2 separate regions of the Mus musculus genome follow, and region 2 is linked to region 1. Evidence: chromatin loops called from intact Hi-C (ENCODE). Cell type or tissue: heart. All regions are shown on one strand. Links, peaks and the distances in the headings refer to the core of each region. The heading gives the core; the rest is flanking DNA. Region 1 overlaps Abcc12 (ATP-binding cassette, sub-family C (CFTR/MRP), member 12). Region 2 has its middle 28 kb from the start of Gm51583.

Region 1 (10,373 bases), core at 1,155-9,154:
ACCCTCAAGAGTACATTTGGACTTATATGGTGTGTATGAGACATATGTCACCCCTCTTATATGTATGACTAATGCTCGTGCAGTAAGGGCATTTGGGAGAGACCCTAGAGTGTGTTTTCTAAGGGTTCTCTGGTTATCATCGCTCTAGATGCAGTTACAGAAAGGGGTCGTGGCTGTCAATGGACCTTTGGCTTACGTTTCCCAGCAAGCATGGATCTTCCATGGAAATGTGAGGGAGAACATACTGTTTGGAGAGAAATACAACCACCAAAGGTATTATTAACCTGGAATGTATCTGGCACTGTGGTAGTTGGTCCACCTGCCTCGGACTCTCACGCCACTAAGGATGGTTACTAAATAGAAAGGTTTCTTTAATGAGTTTGGATGAAACATCCATGGGGCCTGCCCAGGAATTGGAATTTCTCTTTCTGACCCAGAAGTTCAGGAGAGGCATGTTCTGCAGACCTGCGACCACATGGCCTGGTGAGAAGAGGGCGTGGTTGTCACTTCCTTCCCAGGGCAGAGTACCATATGCTCTGAGGTTCTCTGTAACAGGGCATATGTTGCCTCACTGGTGAAAAATGAACCTTGTGATCTTGCTTTAGGCTGAGTAACTAGAACTTTGCTTGAGATCATGAGCAGAAGGGGAGCAGTTAGTCAGTCCTGGCACGATTAATCCACACGGGCACTATATGAGTATATTGTTGCTAGTGTCCTCAAGTGATCCAATGAGATAAAGTCAAACTTCTGGTTTATGCATCTTTGACATATGTTGGGTCATTATCTTTAAGCTCTGGAAAACAGTGACTTCTTAGGCAGGCTTGTCTGAGGTAAGATCCACTACCTTGTCTTCAGGTAGACCCAGGTGTTAGATCTCATTTCACCGGTGGCTCAGAGGGGTGAGTTAACTGCTCGAAAGGCTCCAGCATGTTGACATCAGAAATACCTGACAGCAGGCTCACTCAAAAATTTCTCAGACACCATAGGACTGATGTAATGAGTCAGACTTAGGAATCTGGTTGCAGTTTGGACTTATTATCTGAGTCCATGGTCTCTGAATCCTACTGGCTGGCAGAGTAGCTTATGGAGCAGAAGAGGCAGATGCTAGGGTTGACATTTGTAATCATGTGACTCTATGCTGCTCTATCACATGCATCCTCTCTTCTACTCCTGGCCTTGATTCAGACCAGTGTCTCACCTGGATGCCATCTTCAACAACTTAAGCCCACATCTTGACTCCCTTCTGACTCAAAGAGCAATGATAGCAGTTGGCACCCCCAGGATTTTATAGTCCCTGGTGCCATTTCCCCTGCATGACATGAATGCTGTAAGGGGAGGGACCAACTCTGAGTCATGGAGACACAGTCTTTGGAACAAGGCAACTTGCCTGGGAGCCCTGAGCTAATGTCAGCAAGATCCCTGCCTTTTGCTGGCAAAAATGGCGGTTCCTTCAGGAGCAGCCTAGGCAGCTGTGTTCTGTGCTGGTCTTACCATTCTGGCCTCTATGTCTACAGGTACCAACACACAGTTCATGTCTGTGGTCTCCAGAAGGACTTGAACAGCCTCCCTTATGGAGACCTGACTGAGGTAAGCAGAGCTGAACGTCATTTCCCCAGATGACCTGGATCCATCTCCACACATTGCAGAAGCAGGAAACCCTGTGGGAATGCTGCTGGAGTCCGGCTTCTGCCTATCCTGGATTCTTTGGGGTCCACCAAGTGGAGGTGGACCCAAGCCTGCTTGTGTTTGACTCCTCTTGGTCGCTTCTATAGCTTACTTCCAACCCTTTCTCCATCTCAAGAAGAGTTGCTGCATGGCTGCTTTCTAACCCCGAGGCCCAGCTCTGTCCTCACAACAGTGGTCCAGAGCATTTCCCCGTGGTTGGAAGTCTCAGGGCTCCTTCTTGTCCTCTGCCTCTGTGTGGCTCAGGGATGCTGAGTCACCTTCAGACCTTGCTCCTAAGCTGCCTGGTCCTGGGTTGAGCTTGTTGACCCAAGTGACCCAGAGCCACTCTGCCACCCTCCTCTCTGTCCCCAGCATACCATGTCTCTTGGACGAGCTTTCCCACACTACCATCTTAGAGAACTAGCTCTTCCAGTCTCTCACTCTGCCTTTCAGGAGTGGCTGGTCTTTCTGAAAGCACATGTGTGTGGCTCTGGATTCCCCTTTCAAGTTTTATCTGTACACCCCTGCCACCCTGCGTGGGTGTCCAGCCACCTCCTAGACTTTCAGAAGCTAATGCAGCTCCCCTGAGAGAGACTTTGGAGGTCTACAGTCAGTAGTGCTTTGACACCAAGTGCTGCAATTAATGCTTCTTGGCTAGCACTTGGTGAATATGTTGAGTGCTGGTGTTGTGTGTCCAGTTTCCAGTGCTAAAATGTGAGCTCCTGGTTCATGTGTCACTTTTCTTGCTGAGCTCCCAGGTCCCAGCTCTCAGCACATGGCACCTAGCTTAGAAGCTGGGCATCTGAGTACAGTGGGATCCACTCTGTACTCAGGAGGACGGGATTCCTAGAAAAACATAACCTAGATTTTCATCTTGCAGGAAATGTCTACTGAGCATATAATCCATGCCTCAGATCAGGCGCCAAGTTTTAGGGATTGATGGTGTCTTCATGGCACACACATTTGTACACGAAGAAGTGGACATAGGGGTCCCTGATCCATCTCCCAGGCACAGTCCTTCCTTTTCACTATTCACTGTACATTCTTCCAAAGTTCCCTGCTCCAAAACCAAACAAAAACCACAAAAACAAAACCAAAGCCAAATCTCGGTGTTAGCAATCAATAGTGGACTGTGCACCAGGAATTGGGAGTCATGTGATAGGCACCCCTTACTCAGAGTCAGAGAGAGCTGTTCTCAGTTGGCACTGTGCTTCCATGAAGTGAGGGGGTGGGGTGGGTGGAATTCTTCCAGTCAGCATTGCCTAGCGTAAGGCATGGGGGAGCTTATGTGCAGAGAGAGATAACAAGCTGTGTTGTCTCCCCGAGTCCTGAAGAGTTTTAGAATGCTCCTGATATACAAAGACCATGGGGTGGCAGGCAGACTTAATAATGATGGGCAGTGCCATTATCCCTGTCCACAGATTGGAGAGCGGGGTGTCAACCTCTCTGGGGGACAGAGGCAGAGGATCAGCCTGGCCCGTGCTGTGTATGCTAATCGTCAGCTCTACCTGCTGGATGACCCGCTCTCGGCTGTGGATGCCCACGTGGGGAAGCATGTCTTTGAAGAATGCATTAAGAAGACACTCAAAGGGAAGACAGTTGTGCTGGTTACCCACCAGTTGCAGGTGACTGGGATGTGCGTGGTCCATGAGGCCTTGGGATGAGTGCAGCACTTGATGGTCAAAGAGACTCCTGTTCTGCCTAAATATGCCATTTCCACCAGTAGGTGGCTTTACCTGAACAGGGGATTGAGATGGTAGGAGACACTGATGAGTCCTGCAGCCATCCCTAGCTTCCTGGTATTGCTACCTGCTCCTCTCTGGGTATGACTTCCTTTGGCTTAGTCTTTGGGATCAGTGGGGAGACGACTTTTCCTCCCCCATTGGGTAGATTGTGTAGGATCAATTGGCTCTGAGATCTGGGCCATTGGTGCCAAGGAAATGGGGAGCCAGGCATGGACAAGTCAGGCTCTACCCATTCTCCAGTAGGGACTTGATGGGCCTGAGGTTGGGGGTTCCTTGTCTGAGGGTCATGGAAGCTCTGTTTTCTTTCCTCACCCAGAAAGTCATGGCTCTTGTGATGAGTGGCCCAGACTCCCCAGTCTTCCCCTAGCCCAGGAAAGGCTCCTGAGGCCAGGACCAATGGGCAACGCTTCAGGGTTCTTCTGCCTTCTTAGATCCTGTTCCCATTCAAACAGTAGTCTCCCTCTGGCTTAGGAGGGTGAATCTTGCTGGAGAAAGAGACTGGGCTTATGTTAAGTGAACTGGAGGATTTGGCTGCATGGTCACAGACCTTGTTGAATCCATCCCACATACAGGTTCTGAATGCTTGGTGGGAATCTAGGGCCCCTTCTCTACCCAAGATAATTCAAGGTTACCCTCTCATTCTCTCTCTCTCTCTCTCTCTCTCTCTCTCTCTCTCTCTCTTTCTCTCTCTCTAATCTCCCAAGTCTGGGAGATATACTGCACGTGAGTATGTATTTGTGTGCGTGTGCACGAGCACGCATACCTCAAAGTAGAAAACATCCCAGAGACATTGGGAGGTGACCCGTTGGGGCACTGGTGCAGAGAGCCCCTTCTTCTTGTTCAGTAGGCCTGGTCTGGGGGGCAGGAAGCAGATCTCATTGCCTTTCAGTGAATCAGAAATTGAGGTGGTGAAGGTGTGAAGGCTGAAGCAGCAAGTAAGGTTGCCATAGCTATAGGACTTTGCAGCCTGTAGGTTGGTACCCTCTGGCTGAGGCCAGGAGGACCACCCTGAAGAGAGAGGGCCTCTCAAAGACCCAGGAAACCCAGCCCCCCACAGCTCCCCAGAATAAGCTTTAAGCATTCAAATTTTATACATGTGAGTATCTGGTTTCTTTAGCAGGTGAGCCACAGCTCTATAAAATAATGAGCCAGATTAGTTAGACAAGAACTCCTAGGTCCTCTGTAGGCCAGGGCTGAGGAAAGGAGAAGGCTGGCTGGATTCAGTCTGGAATCCCATGTTTTGCCTAGAAATGGTCTGTGGCCTAGCTAGATTCCTTAGCGTGGTTACCATAGCCCTGGCCTGTGACTATTCAGTCTGTGGCATCTGCTTGCCCTGGGAGAACTGTCTTCCGGAGGAGTCCTGGGTCCTGGAGGATGCTGCCTTGGTCCTGACAGGTGTGAGACAGAGCTGTCCCTCTATTATCCCCTCTTGGAGGATAAACCATAGCCACATGCCCAGCCCATCTTTGAAACTCACTAGCCCGAAGTATGATCTTAGGCAAGCTGGTGTTTTCCCAGAGTCTCCAGCAGTCACACCTTTCCAAGGTCATTTTAGCTCACTTTTTGCTTGTTGGGAGAGGAAGAAGGCCACCAGATGGCACCATAATCTTGATACACTCTTCATCCCATTCTTTGTGGGGGAGGGGAGGGCTCAGCCTCAAACTGCAGCCCCGGGGCTTTCCAGAACATTTCCTAGCTGCTCTGACCTCAGATGCTTTGGAGTAGCTGGCCATGACAGCCACTCATCTGTTTACTTGAGGAAACAAAGCGAGGCCAGCAGTCTGACGAGCTGCTGGAATCTACTAAGGGCTCAGCTTCCGAAGTGTTTGCAGAGCACGGCTACACAAAGCTACTTGGTGTCACCAGAGTGAGCCAAGGGCTTGCTGGCCAGAGGGACCTTTTCGGGGCCCTCCCAAGTCTGGGTGGTGGTCCCACACATAGGCAGAAAAGCCTGTAGATTGTAGTGGGCCCTGTGTGCTTCCTTTCCTCGTGTGAAAAGAATCAATGGCTTAACCGAGCTTACAGCTTTCTTGAGCTGAGAGCTGCCCGAGGTTGGGAGATAAGATGTAAGATCAGGCTGTGGAACACCAGAGGATGATGCCTGAGGTCCAAGTCTGTCTTTGAGGGAAAGGTTCTGTCAGAAGCAGAAGGTGTGTCTCCCTCCACTGGGCAGTAGGAGCCAGGTTCCTGCTTGGGCTGCCTGAGGAAGGGCTCCAGTCATGGATAGGGGAGACAGAGGCTAGAGCTATCCATGCTGCTGGAACTGCTCTGGTTGAAGCATTTGGGCACCACCCACCCCATCAGGTGTACAACTATCAGTGGTAGGCCTTTGCTTGCAGGATTCGAATCAAGTTTAGCCAAGTGGGATTTTGGCCTTGAGCAGAGTAGAAGTGCAAATCCGGGACTCTGGCCCTGCTGTGATGGCTTTCTTCTTTAGATCAAACTGTTCCCACTCTTACAGCATTTTGCCTGCCTTTAGGAGGGGACTATCTGCCCTTTGTTGGGTGGATCAATCGAGGAGTGCCCTTTCTTCTTCCAAAATAAAACGGCATCCCTCTCAGCAGAATTCTTTAATCCAAGGATTGGTGTGGATGTGAAGGGTCTCGGAATCAGAAAAACAGGGCCTGTGATATTTATTGTTCACATCGTTATTGTTCTGTTAAAGCTGGTGGGGGTGTGGCCTATGACCCGGTTTCTATTCCCCGGGCTCAGTGGGGTGGGGCTTCTGACAGGACTGGGATCATGTTTTCTGTCTTTTCCAAACCTTGGCCTCCACAATAGTCAATCAGATTTCTGAGTGGGGTAGCTCATTCACAGAGAAGAATCGAAGGAAGTTTTGATTGCCTCATTGTTGCAGCCAGAGTCCAGCTTCTGTACTGAAAAGACTGGGGACTAGCTCAGTGGTTCTCAATTGCCGCCCCCGCTCCAACCCCTGGGGCATTTGGCAGTGCTTGCAGACAATTTTGCTCATCACAACTAGGGAAAGACATCCTACTGGTAGGTAGACACCAGAGAGGCTGCGAAATAGTCTACAATGCACAGGGCAGCCCCTGAAGACAAGGGATTATTTGGTAATAGTGCCAGGATTGAAAACCCCAGTAATTCAGTGCACCTGGGAAAGCAGGCTGGGAGTTTGGTGTGAGCTCTTTCTTACCGAGGCAGTGCTGTTGTGGATGGATGCACTGTCTCTGCAGTTCCTGGAGTCTTGTGATGAGGTCATTCTGTTAGAAGATGGAGAGATCTGTGAAAAGGGCACCCACAAGGAGTTGATGGAAGAGAGGGGGCGCTATGCAAAGCTTATCCACAACCTCCGGGGACTGCAATTCAAGGTAAACTGCACACCTGCCTGGTGAGTGGGATTAAGAGTCCCGCCTCATGGCTTTCTGCCTGGGACAGGTCTGTTGGCTCACTTTCAGAAGTCATTTCATTTTATCTCCAGGATCCAGAGCACATTTACAATGTAGCCATGGTGGAGACCCTGAAGGAGAGCCCAGCTCAGAGGGATGAAGACGCTGGTACAGTCAGATGACAGTCCCCTCTCTCTCACTGCCCCTGGATCCTGAGTGGACACAGACCTTTCCATTTACTTATTATACAATTTCTCATCCTAGTCTTGGCTTCAGGAGATGAGAAGGACGAAGGAAAAGAACCTGAAACAGAAGAATTTGTGGACACAAACGGTATTTACCATCTTTTCCCTTGGCTGTGTACCTGGGAGTACATGCTAGGCATCCCCTGTCTGCATAGAGGAGGAGTGGTAAAACAGCGGTTATCGCTTTGGGAAGCGAGGACGGTGGTGTGTTGTAGAGTGTGCTCACACAGGGTAATGCCAACTGTCAACTTGACCAGGTTATGAAGACCCTTGAAGGTCTAAACCCTCTACTGGGTTCTTTCTGAGAACATTCCCAGATACAGTTGCCAACAAGGAAAACCCACTCTAAATGAGGGCAGCATCCTCTCCTGAGTTGGGACCCAGATGAAATAAAAGTGGGGAAAGAGAACCTTTAATGCATTCATCCTTTCTTTTTGTTTTGGGGTCACTGTGAGCAAGAAATTGTCCCCTCTTTTGATTAATTAATATTATCATACAATCACATCATTCCCAAATTCTGTTTCCTTCCTCTAAAACCTCCTGTGCACCCCACACTTGTTCTCTTTCATGACCTCTTTTGCTTTACTTGCTGTTGTTGTGTATATTCTGTGTATGTATTGTTAAATATAAAAATGCAATCTGTTCGATCCATACAGTGTTACTTGTATGCATGTTTTCAGGCTGACCATTTGGTTTTGAATAGCTCATCGGTGTGCCCTTCCCTGGGGAAGACGATTTCTGCTGCTCTCAGCAGTCCTTAGTTGCCTGTGGTCCTTTGTGTAAGGTTGAGGCCTCATGAACTTTCCCTTTCCACGACAGCAGGTCCGTTGGTGTCATCAATGTCCAGGTCATAAAACTGGGCACTCTTAACCTTAGTCTCTTAATCTACAGAGGAGGGAAATGATAGAATTAACTTCAGGGAAATGATAGAATTAACTTCAGGGAAATGATAGAATTAACTTCAGAGAGCCCTGCAGAGGTGAAGTGAGAAACTGTCCGTGAGGTTGCCAGCAGAGCGCCTGAAACATAATGACTTTTGGAAGTCAGGTCTAGATCATTTCCTCGTGCCACTCTGCTCTTCTCCTTCCCAAGAGGTCAAAGCAGCACGTGGAAGTGATGCAGAGGCAAGAGAAAGCCGGAGAACCCCTACTCTTCACAGGGGGCATTGAGAAAAGATAAAGCTGCAAAGGGACCGAGGCTGGATCAGGTTATACATCCATTCGACAAATACGTTGTAGACGTTGCATTGAGTGCCATGTCCTGAAACAGGCTGGGAGGGAAGAGATGCTCTGTTCCCAGGTTTTAACGTATAGCCTGGCAGAGGTCACTGGCAAATGAGTAGCAATAGCAAACTGGGATAAAGGTAGGGGGGGTTGACGTAGGAGTAACAGATAGGCTGTGGGAGGCTCTACAGAAGGGGCAATCTTTGCACTGCTCACTCAGGGATGCGTAGGAGTTTCCTAGAGATAACGTGATGAGAAGATGAGGGAGAGTGGAGGGCTTAAAGGTGAGGTTATGAGAACATTTTGGGGACAAAGAGGGAGAAATGAGAGTGAGATTGACCAGGCTGCTGAGGCTACCCTTTTTTCCTTAGATGGGTGTTATTCTTCTCTTGTCCTTAGGGCACAAACTCTGGGCCTCAGCCTGTTTAGGAACAGGGATCACAACAGGGTGGCTTCCTGCAAGAGGTCTGACCCTCACTAATATATAGCAAGAAACACACACACACACACACACACACACACACACTTTTGGTTAGGTGTGGTGTTACAGACCTGAAATCCCAGAACAAGGGAGGCAGAGGCAAGAAGATCATGTTTGAGGTTTTCCTGAATGACCACAACATATACTGTTTCTGAATCAAGGCAAGAAAATTAATAATCAAAGTGAAGTGTACACAGCTGCACACCGAAGTCAATACTCATCTTTAAAGCTCTCTTCACTTTATATATCAAGTGGAAGGCACATCTGGATCTCAGAATGTTAAAATATGAAGAAGAAAGTCTTGAGTCACTGGACTCTTATCTGTCACTGCTAAAGCTGCCTGTGAGATATGCACATTTGGAAAGACAACCTATTTTTATGGCCTGTAAGTCTCCCTGGGCCAAAGGGGATCACCAAGATACCTCTTGCAGCCTTTGTTGGGGGGAACTCTAGACTGCTCAGCATCTGACATCTTGTCAGAGGCTGGAGCGGGGTGGGATGGGGAAGGAGACAGCTGTTCCTCATGTTGCTCACCACCCACCCTTCTCTGGACAAGGAAGTAGACTGTGAAACATCACTGGAGACAGCCCCTGTCTCCCAAGGTTGGCCGCTGGACTGAGAAGTGCCTGGCATGGTGCTGAAGGGACAAGGCACATACTGAAGGCTGGGCAGCCCTCCTCAGCACCCTCTGCTGAAGTATTTTCTCAGGCTCAGGAAAAGCCCAAAGGCTTCCAGTCACTGCCCTGGATTGGCTGAAAGGACTGTTACCATTTGTGTCCTGGGTTGCTCACATATACCGCCTTATCTCATTTTGCAGCCTGAGGAGAGAGTGGAACATCCCAAAGACATTTGCAGGCTCCCGGCCACAGCATGATGGGGCTTTGTCCATCAGGTATCTGTGAGGTAGAAAAGAGACCACGGACAAAGTCCCCCCCATCCACCTGTCCTGTCACAGCAGCGCACACAGCCCAACTTGAACTCAGGAGCACTCAATAGATATAGACACACTGTATACTCATCTGTACCTTCTGCATCACATTCAGTTCTGGGAGCCAGCACAGCCCTGGACTCCCAGGGCTAAGCATTTAGGCTTCAAGTCACACGCCCCTCGGGGCAGTAAGGAGGATCAAATAATATAAAATGAGTAAGGTATATTAGACCATTGAAAGTGTGTGAAAAACAGGCCAAGGACCTTAGCAGTGGAGGGGAGCGTGTGAAGGGGACATGCTGGCCTCGCTGTGTGTCCCCAGCTGGCCGCGAGGCTCATGGCCTTCCCTCTGTCTGTCTCTGCAGCTCCCGCTCACCAGCTCATCCAGACTGAATCCCCCCAAGAAGGAATCGTGACCTGGAAAACATATCACACGTATATCAAGGCTTCTGGAGGTTTAGTATAAAACATCAGGCTTCTAGATTTAATTTGCATTTTAAAAATCTGTTTTTAAACTGTTGGGTTCGTGTTTTTATGATTCCGTCACCAATTATTCTTTTTATGCGTGTGCTAGGGCTGCTTATCAGTGCTTTCATTTCCCCCTAAAACCTAAAGTCTGATAATACAGCCCTTTAAATGGAGTCATTTTTTATCTCCATTAAAGCTGCCAGGTTCTGTTTTATTGGAGCTGAGTGGGCAGTAGTCAGAAGCCATTGGTGGTTTTCACACACACACACAC
Region 2 (10,373 bases), core at 1,539-9,538, 930 kb after region 1:
TAGACTCCATCTTGGAGAACCTGACTGAAGTTTGAACTCAAACTAACAGGCCAGTACCTAGCATCAGTTTCCAGTTTATTCCTCAAACAAATCTGCACCCTCAGGTTACAAATCTGCCCTTGCACAACCAATTATGCACAACCCTTGCATAACCTCATCAATTATGAGGAAAGCAGAAGTTAAATTTGTAGTTGGCCTTCCAGCACCAGCCAATTATGTTAAAGGCCACAGTAGCCCCCAATTATATGTTTGCCAGGCTAGAAACACTTACCTCTAGCTTGCCAATTTCTATAAAGCCTTGTCCCAATAAGTTTGGGGCTTCTCCACCAAAACTGTCCTATGGGTCAGTGGTGATCAAGCCCAAGCTCAAGCATGTGAATAAAGACCCTTGTGTGATTGCATCGGGCCAGCTCCTGATTGGTCTTTTGGGATTCATGAACACTTCCCGGTACTATAAGCTCACAATAGCTGTGCGTGGCCTGCACAAGGTCAAGCTAGTCAGCATGGAGTGGGAAGAGCCCCTACCCCCGAGTAGCTGTGGCCACTTGATGGCTCCCAGGAGAAGAAGAAGCAATTTTCTTTAAGTGTGAAGCTCCTGGTTAGATCAGCCATTCTCCAGTGGATGGCCCCTTGCCCAGGAGTAAATGGGCCACACTGATTAGAGTCCATGGAGAGAGAGAGAGACAGAGAGAGAGAGAGAGAGAGAGAGCAAAAAGTTGAGGGGAAGGGTGGAGTAGGCCTGGAAGCGGTGAGAGAGAAGAGAGGGGGTAAATATGAGCAAAATACTGTAGAGAGAATCTCTTATAAACAATACCTGCCAATAAAAAAACCTGTGGCCAATGAGCTGAGACAGGAAATAGGAGGTGGGACACCAGCAGGAAGAGAGAGGATTCTGGGAATTAGAGGCCAGTAAGACTCCCCTGGAAATATCATGGAAGGCAGAAGCAAGGGAGCTGAGAAGAGGTAACTAAGCCACATAGGTAGGATAAGGGGGAGATTCGGGCTGGAACACTGAGCAGACAGCCATAAACCAGCAGGTAGCTGATCTCAGAATAAAGCAGAGATTCACCTGGGACTTGGATGCATTAAGCTGAGGAGAGGTAATTAACCATGTGGAAGACAGAACAGTTTGAATGGGTTGGATAAGTTATGAGCTAGTCAGGGAATGAGCCAAAGCTTATAGCCAAGGCGTTTATTAATAAATAATTAATCTCACAGTCATTATTGTTGGGAACTGAGGCTGGGGAAGGAAAATAGATTTTTTTTATTTTTACAAAATACAGTGTATGAAGTTCTCCAATTAATAAAAATGTGTATAGTGAACAGAGCCTAGATAACCCGAGCCTGTCAATCAAGATAGGAAATGATGCAACTCTACCCGCTTGCAGCCAACATCTCCCTGTCTTGAACCATCAAAGGAAGATGCAAACACTAACCCTAGCTCTTGAGAAAACCTTGCTCAGGCCTACTGTTCTCTGGCAGAATATCTACTTTAAACCTTGCTTTGCCTTTGAAGGAGACTGCTTGCTGCTTGGTTATTTCTATGGACTTCTCCAAATCTCTGAACAAAGTTCTGAGAACCTGGAATACCTGGTTCCGACGTCTACTGCAGGTAACAGCGCTGCACACAGCTTTCCACCCAAAGTCTGCCACACAAACATCCTAGGAAGATGGGGGTGGGCACAGGCAGTGGCCCTCTGCTTACACTTTGTATAGAGATTTGGGAGGCCCAGAAAGGCGTGCAACCCAATAGCTACTTTGGCCTGGCCACTTCAGCATATCCTAGAGAGAATGGAAGACTTCAGGGAGTGGCATGGAAGGGAGACTATCGTACTATCTGAAAGGAGCCTGTGAGGAGCTGTCAAATCGGTCCATGCCTGGGGTTTGGTCCTGTTGAGACAGTTCTGAGACACAAGCTACGACCCTACCCAAGGGCCATGTCCAGTCCTCAGCAGAGCAATCCTGGGATCCATCTCCCTCCCCCGCCTGCAGTGTGCCCCTTCATCCTCTGCCTCCCACATCTTCTCTTTCTCATTTTATTTTATTCTCTCCTCACTTATTCTCCCTCCCTCCCTTTATTCCTTTCTCTTCCTCTTTGATGGCTTTGTCTACGAGGCTGTGGACAAACTTTAAAAAACAAATTAAGTGTATTATGTACACACCTGTAATCCCAGTATTTAGGTATTTACACAGTGAAGGCGGGGGGGGGGGGTCTGCTTTGGGGGATAGCCTGGACAAAATGGCCTTAACTCATAGAGAGCCACCTGTTCTACCTCCTGAGTACTGGGACTAAAGGTTTGTGCCACCACAGCCTGGCTAAGATGTTTTAAAAAAAAAAAAAAAAATAACGACCACAAACATTTTAGACAGATGCTCCTCACAAGACAAGTTCTCTCGATAGATAGATAGATAGATAGATAGATAGATAGATAGATAGATAGATATGTATATTTCATGCTTACCATCTACAGGATCCCAAAACCAACATTCATGTGTCCTAGTGACTCCAGAAAAGGGTGGGAGAGTAGAGCCTTAGAGACCAGCTTTGCCTGCCATCCTCTGGAGAATGGGAAGAAGAAAGCACCTGGAATCAAGACTAAACAGGTCAGCCAGGACGAAGAACAAATCTGGCTCTTTTCCTAGCCTGTTCCTTTTAAGGGCTCTAGTAAGGGATAAAACCAGGAGAAAGCTTAGTTATGCCAGTCCTCGGGATGAGAGCTGGAGCAGGAAGCATTTCTACTCTCCCCCGCCCTAAGCAGACTTCCTTCTAGAAAATAATAATAAAAAAAAAAAAAGGTAGAAGCCAAGGGCAGAGTGGGGAAGACACACTTGCCATATCCCATGGCCGACCTCCCTCTGCCTTGAATCTGGACCAATTCTCATTCTCAGATGTTGTCTGAAACCTTCCACAGCTCTACCAAAGTTGAACTGGGAGACATTTTGGCCAGATGGACCAGGAAGGACCTCTGGGGCTAGCTGGGGACATCAGTGACTCTTAATTTTCACTATAATAAACTGCACAATCCCAAGGTATCTAAAATATCAAGCTTGTTACAGGACATTCAAAGAGTTGTATATTTTTATGTTACCCACAACCTGAAGGTCAGAAGGTCCCATAGAAGTAGTCATTGACAATTAATTACCATCTTGGAGTTGTTTTTACAGATAAAATATAAATGAATGTGAAATTTGTGTTTCACATCCACAGAAACTCCCTCTCACGCCCAAGCCTTTCTTTCTACACAAAGACCAGCAGCATGAGAGCTGAGCAGCACTGAAGATGCAGCCAATCAGTGCAGACAACCTGGTAGCTGAAGAGACTGCTCAGCCTTCCCACAAGCAGTCTCCTGGGTTCTGCCACAGTCAGAGCCCTGGCTCAGACAGCCCATCCACCTTCTCCAATGATGTGACCTTAACAAGGTCACCAGACTCCCTGAGTACCTGCCTCATGCTATGAGAATTAAGTAATAACCTGTATAGAGGACTTGACAGAGACCCCTGATACACAGAAGACACAAAATAATTAAAGCCATGCTTATTATCTCCTCAAAAGATGGATGAACTGGGCTGGTAGTTAGCTCTGTGGTAGACCACTAGCCTAGCAGCAGCCCAAGGTTTAATAACCAGACCACAAAGCCATACAAAACGCCCTTTATAGCCTTGGGGTCAGAGTGTGCTGGGCCTTCTCATCCCACTGAGGGACACCGTACCTGCTCCTGGTTTTCAGTTTGTTCATTCAGTAAACAAGACTGTTCCATTTGGGAAGAGGCAGTGCTAACCCCTCATTACGAAATCACTGTGGCGGCCTTGGTACCACTGAACCTTGCTTCCTATCTCCAAAACTGAGGAAAAAAAAATATTTCTGCCACTTTAGAAATGTAGAAGTCAAAATAGAAAACTGCCATTAAACTGCTTTGCAACTGTGGTGCCATGCCAAAGCAAGAAGGGCGGTGGCCATGATGGAATAGTGCCTCCCAGGACAGCAGAAACTGAGGGTCCACAGATGTGTGTTGAATTAGGAATGAATCACCTCATCTGAAGAAATGTTTAAAAAGCCTAGATTTCCTAGTGTGTTTGACAAGAGGAGAGGGAGAGGTCAGAGCCCTCCAGAGAATGTGTTCCTGTCTTCCCTGCTCTCTCCCTTTCTGCAGTCTTCCCACTCTTTGACTGAACCCCTAAATTTTTAAGAGGAGCATGGGTGTCAGTCATGCTGATTAAGCCCCCTATTGACAGAGGCCACTGAAGAGATGAAGTGGACTTCAGAGATGTGAAAATGGGGCTCAAATGTGATTGTGGTATCTCTCCACGGTCTCACAGGACACCGTGGAGTCTGTACTGCCTGCCCTACATCATTTTCTCATCCTGCTCTCTTGCCATCTACCAGGACTCTGACCTCTCCATCTGCCTCCCCGTCACAGTTAGAAATCAGTGTCCCAAACATGTGAGGGGAAGTGCCTCTGAGAGCTCCTGTCCTAGGACACACACTTCCTTTTCAGACACCTGTGTAACCTGTGACCTAGACACTGACCCCTCCTCCCTCCCGCTCCTCCCTACAGGACATCGGAACAGGGGGCCTAGCAGTAAATACTGGGAAACATTTCTGACCCCCAAAGGCAGAGTGTTTTGTGAAGATCCATCCAGTGAGTTTGTCTTCATCTCGATTCCAATGGACCACCCATCTCTCCAGAGCAAAGCTCCAGTGGTGGATCATTTCACAGGCCAGCCTGCCCTCTGCTGACCAGAGTTGGAAACTATGGTTAATTCGTCTGAGAAAGGGCTCATCTAAAACTGTTCACCCCTTGCAGCTGAGGGACACAACTCACCTCAGTCTTTTCTACCTTTGCTCTCCTTGGCTATAGGAGCACCCTTGTATAAAGTTCCCACCAAGAACACGATTTCTAGAACCTTCCCCCTCAGCTTCCATCAATCAGGGTGGTTGACAGTATAATGTAACCATGATTTGCTGAAGAGTGACACCCTGACTCAAATAGTATGTAAATGCAGAGTGTTTTATTCTGCAGAAGTCCAGCATGCTGGGGTCTCCCATTACCAAGATAGACAGACAACTGCGCTTCCAGGCCTGATTTAAAGCACATCAGAGGAATTCCAGGGTAGGTGAGCTTTATCTTACTCTATTTCTAGGCATTCCACAACCATTACCGGTGCGTGGGGGCTGGAGCCTGGGGTTTTTCCTATTAACTGACTTGCCTGGGCTTGCCTGGGCTTGCCCAGTTCTTGGAAACAGAGTTTTAGGCCTAGTTTCCTTAACTGCCAATTTGAAGCCTGTCGTGGAATCAGCCTATCTCTTCCCTTTCATTACCACCACCACCTTTCAGTTTGAGGCCATCCTTGAGATGTTTCTATGGACTGGTACTGTTGTTTGAGAATAAATCTGTTCCTTAACAAACCTAACTAAAGCATTGATTATGCAGGGACCACAAGTCAAAGCTAACATCAGTTGAATCTGTCTTGTAGTCTCCTTCTGACTAAGGCCATGGATTCTTTGACCACACCTGAGTGGTCAACATAGAAACAACATTCCTCATCTAAGGCTGCACAGAGTCCTCCCTGCTGGAGGAACAGCAAGTCTGGGCCTCTTCTGTTCTGTAGGACTACTGTTGCCAGGGAGGATAGGGAATCCTGCAGGGCCACGATGGACTTTTCCATCTCCTGTATATTTCCCCATCCATAGGGCCTTGCAGGGCTGAGGCCCCTACACTAGCAGCTCCAACTAGCCCTATGCCAAGAAGAGAACCTAGAAACACAGCAGAAGTAGTCACCCTTTTAACTCGATTGTTTGGAGGTGCTAGCTGGTTGAAGACATCCTCCCTAGAATAAGAGGTCACTCTGGCTACAAGCTGTATTAGAACATAAAAATCCTCAGACATATTTACAACCAGGTCATAAATGCATGGAGTAGGCCCCCGAGGTAGAAGCTCACCAAGCATTCTCCAGAGGCAGCCTGTGTCCTGCAGCAGTAGGGGTTACAGTGTGGTTGCAGAGGTGGGAATAGGCTGGGGCTACCTTGCTTCCAACACAGCGTCCCTGTCTGATAACCAACAGTCCAGGGTGAGAGTAGTTGAGAACCAGCAGTCCAGTCTTGACAGCCACTGTGAACTTGATGACAAGGTTGTTACTCCGCCCCCTAGGGTTACGTGGGGCTATTGGCTGGTGCAGCAAAGCATAAGCAGCAAGCAAACAGGGTCATGAGTGCCAGAGTCGATCAGGATCAGTCAGCGGATCGACACAGTGTAGGGTGACCTCCCATCATTCTTGTGGCTGTTCACCTGGCATTGCCCTTCACTGGGATCTCAACTGCTGGATCATCTCTCCCCTGGCAGGCTTAACGTGGGAGTGGTACATCACATCCTGATCACGTCCACCTTAACAGCCAGAGGCATGGTCAGGATCACAATGTGAGGTCCTTTCCAGCAATGTTCCAGAGTCTTGTGGTTATGTCTCTTAATCCAGACTCTTCACCTGGTTCTAATCAGTGGCAGTCAAGGGAGGAACAGACTCATAAACCTGGCAGATGGCAGGCCAGAGTTGCTTCCAGATCCTATGGAGGGCTTCCAAGGATGTTAAAAACTTATGTTGGTCATATTCAGCTAAGATATCAGACTGGAGTTTGGGCAGCAAGGAAGGGGGCCTTCCATAAAGGATCTCAAAAGAGGGGTGAGGGGACCTAAAGTGTAGGGGGTATTCCTAGCCCTATATAAGGAATAAGGTAGGAGAGACACCCAGTCACCACCAGTTTCAAGGGTTAATTTGTTCAGGGCTTCCTTCAGGATCCAATTCATCCTCTCTACTTACCCTGAACTCTGGGGTCTGTATACACAAGGTAATTTCCAAATGGTCCTCAGAACCTGTGCTAGAGATTGAGTTACCTGAAAGATAAATGATGATGGTTCACTGTCAAACACAAGCAGGTTTCTATTCCTGCACAAAGCATCATGACCAAGAAACAAGTTGGGGAGGAAAGGGTTTATTCAGCTTACACTTCCATACTGCTGTTCATCACCAAGGAAGTCAGGACTGGAACTCAAGCAGGTCAGGAAGCAGGAGCTGATGCAGAGGCCATGGAGGGATGTTCCTTACTGGCTTGCTTCCCCTGGCTTGCTCAGCCTGCTCTCTTATAGAACCCAAAACTACCAGCCAAGGGATGGCACCTCCCACAATGAGCTGGGTCCTCTCCCCTTGATCACTAGCTGAGAAAAATGCCTTAGATCTGGGTCTCATGGAGGCATTTCTTCAACTGAGGCTCCTTTCTCTGTGATAACTCCAACCTGTGTCAAGTTGGCACATAAAACCAGCCAGTACAGTAGGCAAACCATACCTGGGTATGATGTCTTCCAGAAGCGTCTTTGCCACTACAGTGACAGTCTCCTTTATAGGGTAGGCATCTACCCATCCTGAAAAGGTATCCATAAAAACTAGCAAATACTGTGTTCCTAGTTTTATTTCTGTATAATCTATTTCCCAATTAGCCTCTGGCCATTGACCCCTGATTCTGGTTCCTGGAGCAGTTCCTTGACTGAGGCCTGAGGAGTTCACAGCCTGGCAGGTGGCACAGACTGAGAATACCTGATCAACCATTGTCCTAAGTCAAATATTTTGTACCTTGCCCCTCACAGCAATTCCTTCAGTGTTTGGTTACCAAGTGTGAAGGTTGATGAATCTGATGGATGAGTTGCTTAGCAAACTCCTTAGGTAGGATGGTGCAGGCTTCAGAAGTCAGCAACCACCCATCTCTTCTATAAACTCCTTAGCATTTCGCCTGATGTCATCTGTCTTCAGCAGTATATACCGGGATTTTTGGGGGCACAGGGTAGGGGTGGGAGTGGGGGGCGCTGCAAAGCTACCAGGATGTTGGCAGGGGAAACTTGGGTGGCCTCTCTTGCTGCTTTATCAGCTGGCCTGTTCCCTCAGACTATTTCTGATGTCCCTTTCTGATGCCCGGGCCACCTTGAGAGGAAGACATAATGCCTCCAATAAAACAAGTATTCCTTCCTTATCTTTGATTTTTTTCTTCCTTCAACAGTCAATAATCCCCTCTCTTAGTATATGGACCCATGTATATGAGCAAAGGCATATCTGCTATAAATGTAGATATTAGCTATGCCCCTTTTGCCAGTTTTAAAACCTGGGTTAGCCTTTAGTTCAGCTTTCTAGACTTGAAGTTTCCACTGGCAAAGCAGTTGCCCAAATACCAGAGTCCAAGACCATAACAGCTGCCCCTGCATACCTGATTTCATTCTGGATGAAGCTGCTCCTGTGCATAAAGTAGATCCATTTCCCGTCTGGCCAGGGTATGTCAGTCAAGTCCAGCATGATGTTCTGGCTGTGCCCCAGAACTTGTAGAGCAATCATGCTGCACATCTGAGCACAGGTCAGGTAGCAAGGTGACTAGGTTTATGGCAGATGATGGGTTATATCTTATGCAAGAGGGATTCAAAAGTAGAGCCTGAAACTGCAACAGTCTGGCATTGGACAGCCACCAGCTGTGTGGATTCTTGAGGGTCCCCTCAATAGCATGGTGGGTGGTAACAACAAGTTCCTGCCCCATAGTTATTTTGTCAGCATCCCTGACTAGCTGGGCAGTGGCAGCTATGATCTGGAGGCAGGCTGGCCATCCTTGGGCCATCAGATCCAGCTTCTTAGATAATAAGCCACAGGTCTTTTCCATGGTCCCAAAATTTGGGTGAGCACCCCCTTTGCTATCCCCTTTCTCTGATCCACATACAGGTGGAAAGGTTTGTAAATGTCCCAGAGGGCCAAGGCCACTACCTCCAATGAGGCTCTTCCTAGAGTCTTAAAAGCCATGTCCATCTCCTGGGTCCATTCTATTTTGTCTTTTTTGGCCCTGGGAGGCCTCATATAACACTTTGGCTATCTCAGTGAACCCTGGTACCCAAAGTCTACAAAACCAGGCAGATCCTAGAAATTCCCGTACTTGTCCCAGGGTTGATGGGACTGGGATGCTAAAGATGGTTTACTTCCAAGGCATCTGACAGTATGTGTTGGCTGACCCACCTTGAATATGTACCCCAGATAGGTGACTTCAAGTTGACAAAGCTGGGCCTTCTTAGTTGACGCTCAGTAGCCAAGTTGACTTGAGATGCCAAATCTTTTAAGTTCAGTCTCCATCTTAGAGAACCTGACCTAAGTTTGAACTCAGGTAAACTAACAGGCTGGTACTTAGCAACTTTCTAAGTTGTCCCCCAACAAAACTCAAGCCTAACTCCAGTCTCTAGGCTAATTCCCCAACAAGACCAGCATCTCCAGGTTATTACCCCAATAAATCTGCACCTCTAAGTTACAATCTCACCCCTGGCCTAATGACCACCAATGCAGAGGAGAGCAGAAATTAAAATTTATGGTAAGCCAGACAGTGGTGGTGCATGCCTTGGGAGACAGAGGCAGGTGGATTTCTGAGTTTGAGGTGAGCCTGGTCTACAGAGTTTCAGGATAGCCAGGGCTATACAGAAAAACCCTGTCTCGAAACAAACAAACAAACAAAAAAACAAAAAGAGTTTATGATGTGACTCCCAGCACCAGCCAATTATGTGAAAGGCACAGGAGCTTTCCAATTAGATGCTTGCACACTCACTCCCTGTTTGCTGCTTACTACAAAGCCTTTCCTGGATAGACATTCAGGGCTCCCCCACCACCAAAATTGTCCCACGGTAGTGCATTGGGGGAGGGGGGGAATTAGCTTGAATAGCTAGCTGTGAGTTGCACCAGATTGGCTCCTGTCTGTATTTTGGGGGATCACTGACATTTCCCTGGCACTACTGACTCAGCTCCTGTAACATGTCTCAAGTGGCCTCCTGGCATGTCTCCGAGTTGGGGGGTCCACAATACATACTGGAGCACAGATATTTGGGGGTAGGCCCACCAGTACTCACCAAGCAAGTCCTCATGCATTGCCTCCTCAGAGGTGGTTCTTGAATCCTTGAGGCAAGTGTGTGTCCAAGTCAGTTGTCCCTTGAAGCCCCTCTCCAAGTCTTGCCATTCAAAGGCAAATAGAGGCTGGCTCCTGGGTGCCAGAGGCAGGCCACAAAGCCATTCAGTGGCTGAAGCTTCCAACAGGTGTCAGGGTCAGTTTGGTTCACAAAAGCCATGTTCACAGCTGACTGGTGTTCTCTGGCTTCTGGTCAAAGGTCAAAAGCAGTATAGGTCCTGTAGGCGTCACAAGTCTTTCTAGAATTCCCTGGGGCTCTCATTCTTTCCCTGCATCACCTGACTCACCTTAGATAAACTTGTGGGCCACCTGGCAGCTCTCGGAGGCCACCATCAGAATCTGGTGGTAGACCTGGAGCCTCTCCTTACCTTCAGCAGTGTTAAAATCCCAATCAGGTCGAGTCAAAGGA

Evidence for each region. Peaks named below come from ENCODE experiments on the same cell type or tissue, not always from the same donor. Only the 100,000 strongest peaks of a DNase experiment are listed, where the experiment ranks them.
Region 2: it touches region 1 in a loop (3-fold over the local background); 2 of 42 quality-filtered maps call a loop at or near these places.

What each region holds. Positions count from the first base shown.
Region 1 is chr8:86,531,240-86,541,612 of GRCm38, reverse strand. Abcc12 (ATP-binding cassette, sub-family C (CFTR/MRP), member 12) reads left to right here. Exons shown (of 29, transcript NM_172912.4): 11 at 149-273; 12 at 1,515-1,587; 13 at 3,087-3,290; 14 at 6,605-6,739; 15 at 6,850-6,925; 16 at 7,022-7,090; 17 at 10,000-10,089. Among named protein-coding and RNA genes, the nearest start is that of Abcc12, 30 kb to the left of the region's middle. In heart, for the core only: CTCF peaks have their summits at 5,005 (motif pointing right) and 6,687; DNase peaks (open chromatin) are centred at 5,102 and 6,252; H3K27ac peaks cover 402 bases; H3K27me3 peaks cover 979 bases.
Region 2 is chr8:85,597,751-85,608,123 of GRCm38, reverse strand. No RefSeq gene overlaps it. Among named protein-coding and RNA genes, the nearest start is that of Gm51583, 28 kb to the right of the region's middle. In heart, for the core only: a CTCF peak has its summit at 4,735 (motif pointing left); no DNase peak of the experiment used is centred there.